5 separate regions of the Homo sapiens genome follow, and all the other regions are linked to region 5. A link is a contact called in ENCODE Hi-C or POLR2A ChIA-PET data. All regions are on one chromosome and are shown on one strand. Each heading gives the region's core, a stretch centred on a gene start or an enhancer-like site at or near the end of the contact. The rest is flanking DNA. Distances are from core to core; before and after follow the strand shown.

Evidence for each region. A loop is a pair of places that touch in the nucleus more often than their neighbours do. ChIA-PET counts read pairs that join two places held with the same protein, here RNA polymerase II (POLR2A). Pooled maps may share reads with other maps.
Region 1: a map of breast epithelium shows a loop between it and region 5 (15-fold over the local background). The contact joins the promoter of UROD here to the promoter of RAD54L in region 5. A Hi-C loop is called at or near these places in 1 of 168 maps with a recorded cell type or tissue (breast epithelium) and 9 of 50 pooled maps. POLR2A ChIA-PET finds 5 or more read pairs at or near these places in 1 of 52 experiments (T-cell).
Region 2: a pooled map shows a loop between it and region 5 (11-fold over the local background). The contact joins the promoter of KIF2C here to the promoter of RAD54L in region 5. A Hi-C loop is called at or near these places in 10 of 50 pooled maps. POLR2A ChIA-PET finds 5 or more read pairs at or near these places in 5 of 52 experiments (B cell, HCT116, K562 and 2 more).
Region 3: a map of CD8-positive, alpha-beta T cell shows a loop between it and region 5 (23-fold over the local background). The contact joins the promoter of STIL here to the promoter of RAD54L in region 5. A Hi-C loop is called at or near these places in 2 of 168 maps with a recorded cell type or tissue (CD8-positive, alpha-beta T cell and ascending aorta), 1 of 37 single-sample maps with no recorded cell type and 11 of 50 pooled maps.
Region 4: a loop to region 5 is called in a map of naive thymus-derived CD4-positive, alpha-beta T cell, with 25 times the contacts of the local background. The contact joins the promoter of TMEM53 here to the promoter of RAD54L in region 5. A Hi-C loop is called at or near these places in 1 of 168 maps with a recorded cell type or tissue (naive thymus-derived CD4-positive, alpha-beta T cell), 1 of 37 single-sample maps with no recorded cell type and 9 of 50 pooled maps. POLR2A ChIA-PET finds 5 or more read pairs at or near these places in 1 of 52 experiments (naive thymus-derived CD4-positive, alpha-beta T cell).

What each region holds. Positions count from the first base shown.
Region 1 is chr1:45,010,647-45,013,691 of GRCh38, reverse strand. UROD (uroporphyrinogen decarboxylase) reads right to left here and starts at 1,438. Exons shown (of 10, transcript NM_000374.5): 1 at 1,407-1,438; 2 at 673-785; 3 at 477-556; 4 at 338-400; 5 at 1-98. The coding sequence starts at 1,426. It overlaps HECTD3 (HECT domain E3 ubiquitin protein ligase 3), which reads left to right and starts at 2,368. Exons shown (of 21, transcript NM_024602.6): 1 at 2,368-2,803; 2 at 2,986-3,045. The coding sequence starts at 2,435. RefSeq lists enhancers at 1,342-1,471, 1,512-1,561 and silencers at 2,322-2,451, 2,532-2,701.
Region 2 is chr1:44,738,491-44,741,431 of GRCh38, reverse strand. KIF2C (kinesin family member 2C) reads right to left here and starts at 1,595. Exons shown (of 21, transcript NM_006845.4): 1 at 1,430-1,595; 2 at 425-519. The coding sequence starts at 1,499. RefSeq lists an enhancer at 1,775-1,944.
Region 3 is chr1:47,312,889-47,315,877 of GRCh38, reverse strand. It overlaps STIL (STIL centriolar assembly protein), which reads left to right and starts at 1,731. Exons shown (of 17, transcript NM_001048166.1): 1 at 1,731-1,842. RefSeq lists a silencer at 1,625-1,674 and an enhancer at 992-1,721.
Region 4 is chr1:44,672,859-44,675,740 of GRCh38, reverse strand. TMEM53 (transmembrane protein 53) reads left to right here and starts at 1,260. Exons shown (of 3, transcript NM_024587.4): 1 at 1,260-1,410. The coding sequence starts at 1,350. ARMH1 (armadillo like helical domain containing 1) reads right to left here and starts at 1,027. Exons shown (of 12, transcript NM_001145636.2): 1 at 868-1,027. RefSeq lists silencers at 1,088-1,137, 1,208-1,257, 1,408-1,547 and an enhancer at 1,315-1,816.
Region 5 is chr1:46,246,266-46,249,290 of GRCh38, reverse strand. It overlaps RAD54L (RAD54 like), which reads right to left and starts at 1,528. Exons shown (of 18, transcript NM_003579.4): 1 at 883-1,528; 2 at 693-779. The coding sequence starts at 885. RefSeq lists a silencer at 1,708-1,967.

The DNA of each region.
Region 1 (3,045 bases), core at 189-2,688, 1.2 Mb after region 5:
TCTGGATCCCGTAGGCGTTCTAGGTCCTGCTCTTCTCTTAATGGCTCTGGGAAGCTGGGTCCTTTGCCAGGTACCATGGTCACCTCCATGCCCAGTGCCTGGAGGGGGAGAAAACATCTGGGTTCCCAAAATGGAATCCAGGAGGAAAGGTTCTGTTCAGCTCATTCCAGGAGGAAGGAAAAGGAGAATAAAACTCTGCCAAACTCCATTTCTTTCAACCTTAGTTTTTCCCTCGATCCAGTTAGGATAAGTGCTTATTGTAAACCTTGACTGGACTGATAGAAGGATTTTCAAGGCGTCCTTGGATTATATTCTAGGATCAGGTTTGAGTGGGTACCTGGGGTACAACAAGGATGTCGGAGAAAATGATGGCAGCATCCAGAGGGAAGCGACGCAGTGGCTGTAGGAAACAGGAGACAGGTTGCTAGGTGGCAGACTGAAGGCATAAATCTTTCCCTCTTTTGTGGACCCCTCACCTGCAGAGTCAGTTCACAGCAGGCCTCAGGAGAGCGACACGTGCTGAAAAAGTCCTGGGCAGCCCGGGTTTCCCTAAACTCTGCATACAGAGGGAAGACAGGGCTCAGCCTTGAGGCCCTCCAGAGCCCTCCCCTGCCCCTCGAAAACTTTTCTCCCTCCGGAGTTTTATCTAGATTTCCAGACCCTGACTCTTACCTGGTAAGTAACGGCCTGCCTGGCGCATGCACCAAACGGGAGTGTAGTCTGTTTCCTCTCCCCAGGCTGCTCGCAGGAATGTGTCATTCTTCAGCTCCGGAAAACCCTGAGGTCTGGCGATCAGGTGGGGGTGGGGGTAGGTGTCAGTATGCTACGCTGGAGGCTGGGGAAAGCGCGGGTTCATAAGGCCGATTCAGTCCAGGACCGCTATCTACCTCCTCCAGGCCAGCTCCCAAACCCTGGCTTTCCGCCCGTTCCGCCTCCTCTCTGCCTATCAGGTGGTGCACAAACTCCAGAAGGGCCCGCCCTGGGGCCTCTTCCCTCCACTTAGTCTCTACTCTTCCAAGCTCGAAGCAACCAGAGGGACTGGGGGGAGGGAATGAAGGCCCACTAAGGATAGTTTGGGGGTCTTCGAACTAGTGAGCCTCAGAAACGGGAATGTCACTGGGCTGGTTCAGGGGCTGAGAAATACCCAGGCTGGGGGATAAAGAGGGATCAGAGTTGATGGTCCCAGAATAGAGATCCTGGTTGGAAATCCTGAGGCATCCCTTGAATTAAGGCCCTGGGATGAACATCTCAAAAATCCATGGTTTTAGGATTCAGGATCCCAGCTAACGGAGTTCAGGTTGGGAGGTCTCCAGGGTGGGGAAAGGGGAGTAGAGGGATAGAGTCCTGAGTTGGAAGACTCAAATTAGAAGCCCGGCTAGCCACACCGCGTGCTCTGGAGAACTCACCCCAACCCATTCGCTTCCATGGTCAGCTGTCTGTAACTGCGAGCTCAATCCACAATTTAACCTGAATCTGAGCCTGCCCCCCAGTCCAGGCTCCGCCCCTTTCTGTAGGGAACCAAGAGCGTCGCCATGTTGAAGATCACATGATCGGACTCCAGCGACAGCTCCAGGGCTGCCCTGGCTGCTGCCCGTAGGACCCCTACCTTTTTTCACCGTAAAGTTTGCTGTAGCGACGCAACAACAAAGGCCCAAAAGAAAACTCCGCTGTAAATGTATCTTACGGTGACATGAGGAATTTGTTCTCATCTGACAGTCTGGGTATCCGGAGGCTTGGCGCAAGTCCCACTCATGATACCAACAGTCTTATCCAGCCAGGTCCATACTATAGCCTGGACCTATAGTAGGTGCAGAGGTTAGCTCTGCTCAAGACAGCCCCAGCCTTTAAGGAGCTACAAGACTGGGGAAACAGAAATCAGCAATCACATTAAAATGAATAATGATCTCCAGTGTCCTTGGGATTAGGAGTGACAAACAGAATCAACCCTAATGACTCAAGACTCCTGTCAGTGGCAGGGGAAGGGGCCATTGTCTCAAACACTTTAATCACACCACCCATAGGATAGGGAGTCCAGCAGATTCGCTGGGAGTGGGAGGAAAAACAGCAGGCCGAAGAACCAGAAAAATGACTGTTGGCAATGACCCAGGCTAGCTAGAATGGTGACTTGAATGAGGGTAGTAGCAGTAGAGATAAAATGGTAGTCACAAGGAAATGGAGAGAGGGAGATTGATCAGGTAGCAATCACCAATCTTGGGTTTGGTCGGCTGGGTTAGGGTGGCACAGAGATAAGTAATATGGTTGAGTGTGGGAGTACACAGTCCAATACAGTGAGAGCTGGGGTGCGCTTAGTCCAGAACATACGGCAAAGGCTGGCCAAAGGCGGGGAAGGGCGTGGTGGGAAGCTCTGTCCGCGGTCGCGCCAGCTGTTCCCCGGGCAGGGTCGCCTCTAGGTGCTCACCTCCGCCACTTCGCCATGGCGGGTCCTGGCCCGGGCGCGGTGCTGGAGTCCCCCCGGCAGCTGCTGGGCCGCGTGCGCTTCTTGGCAGAGGCAGCGCGGAGCCTCCGCGCCGGGCGGCCGCTGCCAGCAGCGCTGGCTTTCGTGCCGCGAGAGGTGCTCTACAAGCTTTACAAGGACCCAGCGGGACCGTCGCGCGTGCTTCTGCCGGTGTGGGAGGCAGAGGGCCTGGGGCTGCGTGTGGGCGCCGCAGGCCCAGCCCCCGGTACCGGCTCCGGGCCCCTCCGCGCCGCCCGCGACAGCATTGAGCTCCGGCGCGGCGCCTGCGTGCGCACCACGGGCGAGGAGCTGTGCAATGGCCACGGGCTCTGGGTGAAGCTGACAAAGGTGCGCTCTTCCCTGCCCAGGACCCGGTAAAAGACCCCTGGGGCCAGAGAAACCTCTGGCTGTTTGCCTTTTCTCCCCTGTATTGAGTTGGCATTGCGTTCGGCGCCCTTTGCCCTGGGCTGGGCACGACAGGCGGCTGGGCAGTTCCCTGACGGCTGTCCCCATCCTACGCGTCCCGGCAGGAGCAGCTGGCAGAGCACCTGGGCGACTGCGGGCTGCAGGAAGGCTGGCTGCTGGTGTGC
Region 2 (2,941 bases), core at 346-2,845, 1.5 Mb after region 5:
ATTAGAGGCAAGAGCCACCGCACCCAGCCAATTTTTTTTTTTTTTTTTTTTTGAGACAGATTCTCACTGTCACCCAGGCTGGAGTGCAGCGGCACAGTTTCGGCTCACTGCAACCTCCGCCTCCCAGGTTCAAGCAGTTCTCCTGCCTCAGGCTCCCAAGTAGTTGGGATTACAGGCATGCACTACCACGACTGGCTAATTTTTGTATTTTCAGTAGAGACAGGTTTCGCCATGTTGGCCAGGATGGTCTCGAACTCCTGACATCAGGTGATCTGCCCGTCTCAGCCTCCCAAAGTTCTGGGATTACAGGCGTGAGTGAGAAGAGCACAGCATCAGAAACTAGGCTCTCACAGATTCCACTTCTGCACAGATCCTTTATGTAGGAAGACATTAAATGTGGTAGAGGAATTCTCATAGAACCTACCTCTTTGCCCTTTGTGGCACCTCCTTCTGCCCATTCCACTGAAACACAGGATTTCTCCAAGTTCACAGTCCTTACATTGGCACTGTGAATTAAACCTATAAAGTATGAAAAAACCAGAGTTACCCATCTCTTTCCTGAGAGCTTCACTTTTAGGATTCCACAGAGATTCCCAAAGTGGAGTTAACCTGAAGGAACAGGCAGCTACCTTAAAAAAAAAAAAAAAAAAAACTAAGAGAAACAAATAAATCTCCTGGGCTTCACCTTTAGAATATCCACAGTGAGGTGGGCTGGGGACAGGTTTTTAAACTGAGCTGCATGGGATAAGGATTCACCCCTACTCAAGAGAGCCTACAAAAAAAGAGAGATAGAGCCTACAAAAGAGAACATACAAAAGGTATGTTTGAGCACAGGATTCCCCACAACCCTTAGATGAACTTTTCCTCAACATAGCATTGAGGATCTGGCCCTTTTGGGGTTTTCCTAACTCATTTCTGGCGGTCATATCTGTCCATTTCCCTAATGACACGGGTATCAGACCTGCCAGAACTGCGGTACCTGCTTAAGCAAAAGAGAGAACGACTACAAGCTCCTCAAGCGCAGGGTTCTTGTCTGTCCCGTTTACCTGACATACCGCAACTGCGCAATATTTATTCGAGAGTAAAGGGGCCAGGAGACCGAGGTCCCCATAAGAGCAGGGCATTTTCAGGGGAGAATTTTGGAAGGGAAGTGAATTTAGAAGTCCCAACTTCCCTGGGAGGTCTACCAGCCTTGGAGAAGGTCCGCCCACTCCCAGAGGACTGCGAAAGGGACCACGTACAGCGCAGGGACTCTCACCCCTGTGTAGGCAAGAATGACTGCCAGTGCAGAGACCCGGAGTGAGTGCGTGTGAAAAGGAGGGAGGGAGAGAAAGAGAGTGAAAGCCCATCTGTGTGTCCGGGGACGGGCAGTAATTTCAGTCGTCTCACCGCTCACGAGTCCCCTTGACCTAGGGACCCCGCTCCTCACCATTACTGCGTTGGATCTTGATAGCGAGACCGGGAAACAGGCGGGCCTGAAGCGACGAGTCCATGGCCATTCGGAGAGTCAGCAAGGAAGAGAAACGCGCAATACCAAGAAACCTCAATTTCGCTAACCCTACGAAGTCTTAACGCCGCGTAAACCGCCGCAGTTTAAATCCCGCGCGCAAGCGTCCTTAAAACGTCATTCCGCTGTCCCCGCCCTCGCTTCCGCCAGTCAGCGGCGCCCTGCGGAGCCTTGGGGGAGACGCAGTTCCCAACCATCTTCCTACGCTTGGCACCGCCCATGCGTCTGGCCACACCCCCGAGCGCTGTGCCTTCTGGGAACTTCGCCGCTACGTGGGGTCTGGGGCTCCCATTTCTGGTATTGTCCTCGGTCACCTTGTACTGCGGGGTTCCCGAAAACTGGGAAACTTCAGTATGTATTTGACAATGAGGGCTCTGGGATCCTACAGACATGGGTTCGAATCGTAGCTTCTTCAATTGCAAGTTCAGTGACCTCGAGCAAGTTGGAGACTTGGCCGGGCGCGGTGGCTCACTCCTGTTAATCCCAACACTTAGGAAGGGAGAGGTGGGAGTGATCGCTCGAGATCAGAAGTTCGAGACCAGACAGGGCAACATAGCCAAGACCCTGTTCTCAAAGCAAAACAAAACCACAGATTAGAAACTTGACTTAGTTTTTCTTATTAAATAGTGCAGAAGCATGTTGCCTCATTCAAGGAGTTATGTATAAATTTCCAGAAAGACACTGATTCACCAGATATTTATTGAGTGAAGTCTACCACCTGCTAGGCATGGTACCAGGAAATGGAGATAATGAACTAGACACATAGTTCCTGTCCTCCTTTTTTTTTTTTTCCATTTAACCCTTAGTGGACACAGCACATGTTTCAGAGAGCACGGGGTTGGGGGTAAGGTTATAGATTAACAGCATCCCAAGGCAAAAGAATTTTTCTTAGTACAGAACAAAATGGAGTCTCCTATGTCTACTTCTTTCTACACAGACACAGTAACAATCTGATCTCTCTTTCTTTTCCCCACATTTCCCCCTTTTCTATTCGACAAAACCGCCATCGTCATCATGGCCCGTTCTCAATGAGCTATTGGGTACACCTCCCAGATGGGGTGGCGGCGGGGCAGAGGGGCTCCTCACTTCCCAAATGGGGCAGCCGGGCAGAGGCGCCCCCCCCCCCCACCTCCCAGACAGGGCGGCGGCTGGGAGGGGGCTGCCCCCCACCTCCCAGACGGGGCGGCTGGCCGGTCGGGGGCTTTCCCCCCACCTCCTGGACGGGGCGGCTGCCGGGAGGAGACGCTCCTCATCTCCCGGACGGGGCGGCTGCCGGGCAGAGTGGCTCCTCACTTCTCAGACGGGGCGGCCAGTCAGAGACGATCCTCACCTCCCAGACAGGGTGGCGGCGGGGCAGAGACACTCCTCAGTTCCCAGACGGGGTCGCGGCGGGGCAGAGGCGCTCCCCACATCCCAGACGATGGGCGGCCGGGA
Region 3 (2,989 bases), core at 482-2,981, 1.1 Mb before region 5:
ATTTTGTTTTTTTCCCCTCCGAATATTTCCATTTGCGGTTGGCTGAATCTGTGAATATGGAACCCACTGATAGAGGGCTGACTGTATATAAATACATAAAATATCAATACTATATATAATATCAATGCTAGTTGTAGAGATAGGCATATATGGTTTATAAATTTAAGTCACATTCTTTTCTTCTACTCAACAGGAATTTAAAATTTTTATGTTACTTTGCTGGGGGCGGTGGCTCACTTCTGTAATCCCAGCAGTTTCGGAGGCCGAGGTGGGCAGATCACTTGAGGTCAGGAGTTCCAGATCAGCCCAGTGCCCAACATGGTGAAACCTGGTCTCTACTAAAAATACAAAAACTAGCCGGCCGTGGTGGTGCTTGTCTGTAACCCCAGCTACTCCGGAGGCTGAGGCAGGAGAATTGCTTGAACCTGGAAGGCAGTGTGCAGTGAGTTGCAGTGAGCCGAGATAGCGTCACAGCACTCCAGCCTGGGCGACAGAGCAAGACCCTGTCTCAATCAATCAATCAATCAATCAATTAATAAATACAAATTTTGGCCCAGAGTGGTGGCTCACGCCTGTAATCCCAGCACTTTGGGAGGCCGAGGCGGGTAGATCACCTGAGGTCAAGAGTTCGAGACCAGCCTAGCCAACGTGGTGAAACCCCGTCTCTACTAAAAAATACAAAAATTAGGCCGGGCGCAGTGGCTCACGCCTGTAATCCCAGCACTTTGGGAGGCCGAGGTGGACGGATCACGAGGTCAGGAGATCGAGACCATCCTGGCTAACACGGTGAAACCCCGTCTCTACTAAAAATACAAAAAATTAGCCGGGCGTGGTGGGCGCCTGTAGTTCCAGCTACTCGGGAGGCTGAGGCAGGAGACTGGCATGAACCCAGGAGGCGGAGCTTGCAGTGAGCCGAGATCGCGCCACTGCACTCCAGCCTGGGCGACAGAGCGAGACTCCGTTTCAAAAAAAAAAAAAATTAGCCGGGCGTGGTGGTGGGTGGTGGACGCCTGTAATACCAGCTAATTGGGAAGCTGAGACAGGAGAATCGCTTGAACTCGGGAGGCGAGGTTGCGGTGAGCCGATATCGCGTCATCGCACTCCAGCTTGGGCGACGGAGTGAGATTCCACCTCAAAAAAAAAAAAAATTATGTCACTAAAACAGATGGCTTCCTAGGAAAGAAACTGGAAGAAATCTAGAAGTTGAGGATAAGTGATCACAAAAAGGAAAAATTAAAAATGTACATTTTAGAATAAAAATTAAAAAGTAAGAAACTGGAATAACTCTAACTTTCTTGTCTTTTGTGCTTTCAGGTAAAGAGTTTGGAAACTGTTCTTCGGGTGTCCGCTTCCAGTCGCCGACCAATGATCATCTTATAGAGCACTTCCGGCTTCATCTGCCACTCGCTCCTCCGTCTACCTAGCTGGGCTTTCCATTGCGCTTGCGGAAAGCCTACCCCGCCCCGGAACTTAACCGTTGACGAAATGAAAGGTTTAAATCCTCGGATCCTTGATCCTGGAGCGCCGGTGGCGCCCGCAGTTCTCCAAGAAGACTTGGGATTGGTCGAGCGCGGAACCAGTGCGGGGCGCTGATTGGTCGGCACACCAATACGTAACGGCGACCGTGCGCGGCTCTCTAGCACCACCCCCGCTCCCTGACTGGCGAGGTTTCTGACCAGTCAGCAGGCGTGGCGCGGCCTTCAGTTTCGCGAGCTTGTGTTTGCCGCCTCAGTTCCCGCGACCCCAACGTCCCAGAGGCGGGGCCGGAGTCGGCGGTGGCGCTCCTTGGAGCCGGCTCCCGCTCCTACCCTGCAAACAGACCTCAGCTCCGCGGAAGTTGCGGTAAGTGGAGCTTTGTGCTCCTGGTTTCCCCTTGAGAGGCGGCAGCGGGGCCCTGGGAAGGTTGGTGGGTAACATTCAAAGCCCTGTAGTGGGTTCCGCCCTCCAGGAGCCTGGAGCAGATGACGAGAAGGGGAGCTAGTGGGAGAAATTAAGCAGTCCATGAAATCCTTGGGTATCATCTGAGCTAAGGTATGTGAAAGAGGTTTGCAGTCGATAACGTGCCATTTAAAGTTGTTTTTACGGTGGGAATTTCTTGAGGACTGAAACCTTGAATGCTCGCTCTTGCATTCCTCACAATTTCTGGCTCACACTCTGCTACGTAGTAAGGGATCAGTTAATGTTTGAAGTTCATGGACTACTGGAAGTAAAGTGTAAACAGCAAAGTGCGAGAATGCTATGCGTGTGAGTACAGACAGTATAGTACCATCGCCACGGTGTCTGGGAGAAGGTTTCACAGAGGAAGTGACATTCGAGTTGGATTGTGAGGGATGGCGGGGGTTTACTAGGGCATTCCAAGTTAAGGGAGGCATCCTGTGCAGATATTGAAACCGGGGCACTGCAAGTAGTTCAGTTTGACTGGAATGTAGGATGAGTGGATGGGGGGGTTAAGGTTGGAATAATAGAGTGGGGCTGGATTGTGAAGATCCTTTATTCTGTATGTAAAGAAGAGCCATCGGCTTTTTAAAAAAAATTTATTTTTATGTTTATTTTTGAGACGCAGTTTCACTCTTTGGCCCAGGCTGGAGTGAAGTGGAGTGATCTCGGCTCACTGCAACCTCCGTCCCCCGGGTTCAAGCGATTCTCCTGCCTCAGCCTCCCTAGTAGCTGGGATTACAGGCAAACGCCACCACGCTCGGCTGATTTTTGTATTTTTAGTAGAGACGGGGTTTCACCATGTTGGTCGGGCTGGTCTGGAAATCCTGACTTCAGGTGATCCACCCGCCTCGGCCTCCCAAAATGCTGGGATTACAAGCGTGAGCCACCGCCCCTGACATGAGCCATTGACTTTTAAAGCAGGAGAATAATTTGATCAGATTTATATGGAAACACTCTTCTAGCAGCATTATGGGGACTTTTCCATAAGTCTGGTGAGTTGATGAAGTTAGCAACTAAGGTGGTGGGTATGGAAAGATAATTTATATGGAAG
Region 4 (2,882 bases), core at 11-2,510, 1.6 Mb after region 5:
TGATACGCCCGCCTCAGCCTCCCAAAGTGCTGGGATTACAGGGGTGAGACACCACACTGGGCTCTTTGTTTTGTTTTTTGAGACAGGGTCTCACTCTGTCACCCAGGCTGGAGTGCAGTGGCACAATCATGGCTTACTGCAGCTTTGACCTCCTGACTCAAGTGATCCTCCCACCTCAGCTTTCCAAGTAGCTGGGACTTCAGGCATGCGCTACCATGCCTGGCTAATTTTTAAAATTTTAATTTTGTAGAGATGAAGGTCTCACTATGTTGCCCAGGCTGGTCTTGAACTCCTTCAAGCCATTCTCCCGTCTTGGCCTTCCAAAGTGCTGGGATTACGAGTTTGAGCCACCGCGCCTGGCATGCAAAGAGTCTTTCCCCCTCCCTATCTCTAAAAGTCTTTCAAGGCCCAGCTCAAGAGCCAACCCCACTGCCATAAATGCCCCTTCTCTGATTCTGAGCTCCTCAAATCCTTACTCTTCTGTAGTATTTATCTCACACGCAGAATCAGAGTTGCTTCATGCATGGTTTCTCTCCCTCTCCCGTTAAGACATGGGAGAGGGAGGGCCAAAAGCTTGATTCTCACTAGGGCCTAAGGAACCTTATTTAGCCCACCCAGTCTCTGGCACATAGTATGTAAATATGCTGGCACATAGTATGTAAATATAGATAAATGCAAGAAAGTTGCACTCCCAGCTCCTCGGTGGGCCCTATCAACAGGGCATTCTCTAAAGTCATCAACTGAAGACTGCTTCCCATCCACCCATCCATCCATCCATCCATCCATCCATCCAGAATATGCCTCAACCCCACTGGGTGGAGGTTGGGTCGGCACGCGCCCCCTAGGCCGTTTTGTACGGTTTTATACCTCCAGCCCTCGCAGTTGCGGCTGGTAGAGGATGGCAGAGGTAGGTAGACGATGCAAGTCAAAGGGCACACTCTTCCGCCGCGTAGGATAGGACTCTGTTCGGACGAGTGACCCTGCCCATTCCCAGAATACAGCAACTCTTCAGCCGCCTCTCACCTACATGAGAGGGTGGGGACTCTTCCTGACCGGCGCCCCGGCTGACCAATACCTGATCCAGATCAAGCGAATTAGCCAATGGCTGCGGGTCAGTAATAGGGGCGGGGCATGGTTGCTAGGGCCGAGCTAGTGGGGTGAGGCGAGAGGCTCTGGAAGAGACTCGGTGGTTGCTAAGGCGGGAGGTCACAGAGCGCGGCGCAGGGATTGGGCCGTGTTGGGGGAGGTGTGTGGTGATTGGGCGGCGCCCAGGAGGCGCCCGGGTGAGGCACGGGTGCGCAAGCGGGAGTTCCGGCTGGAGACCCGTGCTCTGGGCCGGCGCCTTCACCATGGCCTCGGCAGAGCTGGACTACACCATCGAGATCCCGGATCAGCCCTGCTGGAGCCAGAGTATGGAATGAGGGTTGGGTCCAGGCGCGGGGAGGTGACCTCATGAACCTGTGGGTTGCGAGCGCAGCTGTAGCCCCGCCCCTCATGCGGCCCCGCCCTCCCTCGGGCCGCCCCCTCATAGGGTCTGGCAGGTCCTAGACTTAGAGAGGCTCAGAGAGCCCCGCCCCTCGTAAGTCCCGCCCCAGAGTGTTCCTCCCTGGCGAGCCCCGCCTCTGCCCGAGTCAGCTGCTCGCTTGGGACCTCTTTTTCTGTCTTTCCTGTCCGGGGTGCTCAGGTCCATGCCCTTTAATCACTTCTCATAGCTGAAGGCTGCCGAAAGCTGGATCCCTCCTGATTCCTTTGTTTGGGATTGGGCTTCCCACATCTAGCCTATCACTTATTATTTTCCCGAAGGCGTGGAGGGGGAGGCTCGCGGGGTCACCGATCCTCGCAGAAGCCCGGGACTCAGAACCCTTAGCCGTCCCTCTCCACTCTTCTCGGCAGTGGTTAACAGTGCAGTCTCTGCCGTCGGGTAGAACTCGACTGAAATCCTGACTCCTTCCTTTAGGAGCTGGATTACCTTTGGTAAGCTACCTTCTCTGAACTTCAGTTTCCTCCTCTGCAAAACCGGGATAAGGATAGTAACCTTCCTCATAGGGCTGTTGGGGCCATCTGGAGATTGTGTAAAGGGCCTGGCATGGAGTGAGTTCAGTAATTGGCATTTACGATCAGCATTGTTTCTCTCCTTACATTAAAGAAAGACATGTAGGATTCTCCACAAAATTAGGATTGACAGCAGGCCCGCATCCATGACAGTGTGAGTAGATCGGGGTCCAGAGAGTGGAAAGTTTGGTCTCTCTGGGAATTCTGGCAGAAGGGCCTTGAAGTATGATCAGCCTGAGGCCAGCGTGTCCCTCACTTGCATTAGTCCAGCATCGCCTTCACGCCTCCTGTCTCACTGCCTGCAGCCCAGCCTCTTAAACTGCTACCACAGTGATCTTTCTAATGCAAAGGTTTGATCTTATACTCTGCTCTCCATAAAACTTACCTCCTTAAGGAGAGCCTTCCCAGATCCCTCCCGTAGCATCTCATGTTCTTTGGTTGGAGTCTAGGAGAGGGCAGCCCTTAGACTCCCGCAGAACAGATGGCCCCAGACCAGCTGTTTTTCCCTAGAACTGGATCTGCTGGCTTAGCGCTTTTGGGTTTATAGATGTAAAAATACTTTGGACACGTTTTGGCGTCAGCAAGCCATGAAGTCAGTTAATATTATTTCCTTTGGAGAGTCTTCGGCTGCAAAGGGTTGGAGCTGCCTTCTGCACGGCCAGGAGGGCAGCCTCGTGGTCCTGGTTCACATTTCAGCTCCATGTCTTACAAGTTATATGTCTTTGGCAAGCTATTGAACCTCCCTGAGCCTGAGATTCCTCCACTGTGAAATGGGAAGAGTACTAGTGCCTACCTCCTCGTGGGATTGCGAGGGTTACGAGGTAGCGTTT
Region 5 (3,025 bases), core at 279-2,778:
AGCACCCCTACCCCACACCTTATTCACACACTGCTCCTGCCAAAAAGTGCCTTCTAGTCCTTGCGTAGCTGATCCCTTCCTTCAAAGTTCCAGTGGCCAAGCCCCCACTTCTTGAACTGCTCTTATTCTCTGAAGTCCATGCTGCACTGTCCTATTTATTTTGGTTTACATAGGTCCTGCCCACAGCCAGCCCCAACAAGCCTCCAAAACAGGAAGCAGAGCCCAGGGCCCAACCTAAAGTAGAATATACTGTACTTGAGTATGAGCAAGGACTGGAAGGACACAACCTGTCAGATCTAGGCCCAAGTGAGCCCAGGACTCCAAGGTAGGCCCAGAACACTCTACTGTTCTGTGACACTGGGCAGGGGACAAAGAGCAAAAGAGCCAGCTGCTAATTGCTGTTGTGTAGCCCTTTTTTCCAAGCAGAGTCAAAAGGTCCAATCCAACTGGCTCTTTTGCTTATCTTTTCCCACCAGGAAAACTGAGGCTATATTAGCTTCTAGTGACTACCCTGAGGATAAAGATTTTACTAATCTTGTTCAATGCCTGGCACATAGTAAGTACTCACTAAAAGTTTATTGAACATACAAAAGAGGCATCTGGAATTGGCTATGTAACCCTAGAAACCAAATCCTGGCTTCTTTTCTGTCCAAACAGCTCTACCCACCTTCCCTGTCCCCTTGAGTGCTCACCACTAGGCCAGGTTGCCAGTCTTCATCATCACAGGACCTGCCTTCAGGTTTTCTCTTGGCCAGCTGGCTGGGAGCCAAGCTCCTCCTCTGTAAAGGGAGAACAGAAACAGTGCCTGCAAGGATCCTGCAGCCTAGGCCTACTAGACCCTGACCCAGGGCTATTCCCAGTCTCCCCTAGGCCCACACTTACCATCCTGGGCCTAGGAGTTTAAAACGTCAAGTACCCATGAGCCAAAGGTCAAAAGCAGGCAGCGGCTAAGAGTGTAGGACCAGGGTCTAATCTGTAGAGGGGGCTGCTACATTATTGAGAGGACCGGCTAATTAAAGAGGGGGCATGGATGGCGGGAATCCATCCAGGAACTGGTGTTTGGAACCAAACTGTGAGAGTGGCCGTCCCCAATAAGCCGAGACGAGAGATTAGGCCAAAGAGGAAGAGACCAAGCAGAGATTAGTGTGGGATTGGGGAGGAGGCAGGTGGAGTCCCAGACTGGGCGGAGTGGAGTGGGGATGATGGTCCCAGTCCGGGTGAAGGGAGGAGGTAGTTGCGCGGCGGGGCGGGGTGGGATTGGGGGTGGGTAATCACTGGCCAGGAGAGAGAAGCTGGGGTGAAAGTCCGAGGCCCGGGTGGGGAGGGCGAGTCTGGAGAAAGGAAATTTCCCAGGGCTGGAGGTGGAAACCAGGATCAGACTCAGGGAGGTCGAGCAGGAAGCCACGCGGGCGTGTAAAAAACCCAGGTTAGGAGGGGAATACCAGGAGGGGCTGAAAAGAGCGACAGAGATAGACGCAGACCCCAGCACCTCTCTCTCAACCTTCCTGTTCCCAAAGCGCGCGTTAACAGCCGCCAAGACTCACCGACCCGCCAAGACCGGGTCAATCGAACCTCCCGCCGCGCTGCCGTCGTATCACCCATTGGCTGCGTTCGATGAGTTCGGCGCTCGCGACCCAAGGAAGAGGCGGGAATAGTGCTGCGCCCAATGAGGAGTCTGGGCTCTGGAGCTGGAGAAGCTAAATTGACCTACTAGGAGGCGTGACTTAGATGGGAGGGCGGGGCCAACAGAGGTGGGCGGTTGGGCGAGAAGAGAGGGGCGGGGCGGGGGCGGGGGTGGCGGGGGAGGGGCGGGGCCAACAGCGAGGAGCAGTTGGGCGAGAAGAGCGGGGCGGGGCGAGAAGAGCTGGACGGGGCGGGGAGGGGCGGGGCCAACAGTGGGGAGCGGTTGGGCTAGAGGAGCGGGGCAGGGCTAGAAGAGCTGGACTGGACGCGACGGAGCGGGGAGGGGAGGGGCGGAATTACTACCTGCGAGCTGGAATTCGGCCCGTCTCGGGTGTTTGTCCCAGGTCGGTGAGCTGTGGTCCCGCAGCTATGGAAGGGAAGATTTACGCCACATTGAGCAGCAGGGGAGTTACCACCTGTAGTGGACAGCTGGGGATTATGAAAGGCGGCACATTTCTGGGAGTTTGGATTGAATCTACAGTGGTACCAGGTCTAGAGCGGAGGGCCGGGGTTGGAGTCAGGCCTCGCCCACCCAGAAAGTGGGGAGAGGCATTCGGCCCAGACTGCCACGTGGCGGGCTCGGGCAATGGGAGCCCCCGGATGACGCGACTTTCTCGCTCAGGGGTGTCTTGAAAGAAGCTGCCTTCCTCTCCAAGGCCAAACCGCGTTGGAGGAAGCGTTGTGTTTGGAGTCAGAGATTTAATCATCCAATCTCTCAAAACGTCAGTTTCTTCATATCTAAAGTGGCATTATAATAGTACCTCCCCCCCATGGCTATTCTGACAAGTAAATTAATGTGCGTAAAGCACCCAACAGTGGCATGCACAACCTAGGTACTCACTAATAATGATAAGGGTGTATTTATAGCATTTACCACCAGGCATTTCTGAGCTTCTAAGATATAACAGTTCATGTAATGCTCATGACTATGAGGTAGGTTTATTTTTGTCCCCATTTTGTAAGTGAGGAAACAGGCCTAGATAGGCTAGTAACTTGTACAAGGTCACACACCTGAGTATAGCTTAAGCCATCCTCACAGGGTTATCAAGAATTCTGAGGTCAGGCATGGTGGCTCACACCTGTAATTCCAGCACTTTGGGAGGCCGAGGCAGGAGGATTGCTTGAGCCCAGGACTTCCAGATCAGCCTGGGCAACACGGAGAAACCCCATATCTACAAAAAAATTAGCCAGGCATGGTGGTGCACAGCTGTAGTCCTAGCTATTGCAGACGCTGAGCTTGGAAGCATCGCTTGAGCCTGGAAGGTCAAGCTGCAGTGAGCCAAGATCGCGCCACTGCACTCCAACCTGGACGACAGAGCAAGACCCTATCTCAAAACAAAGA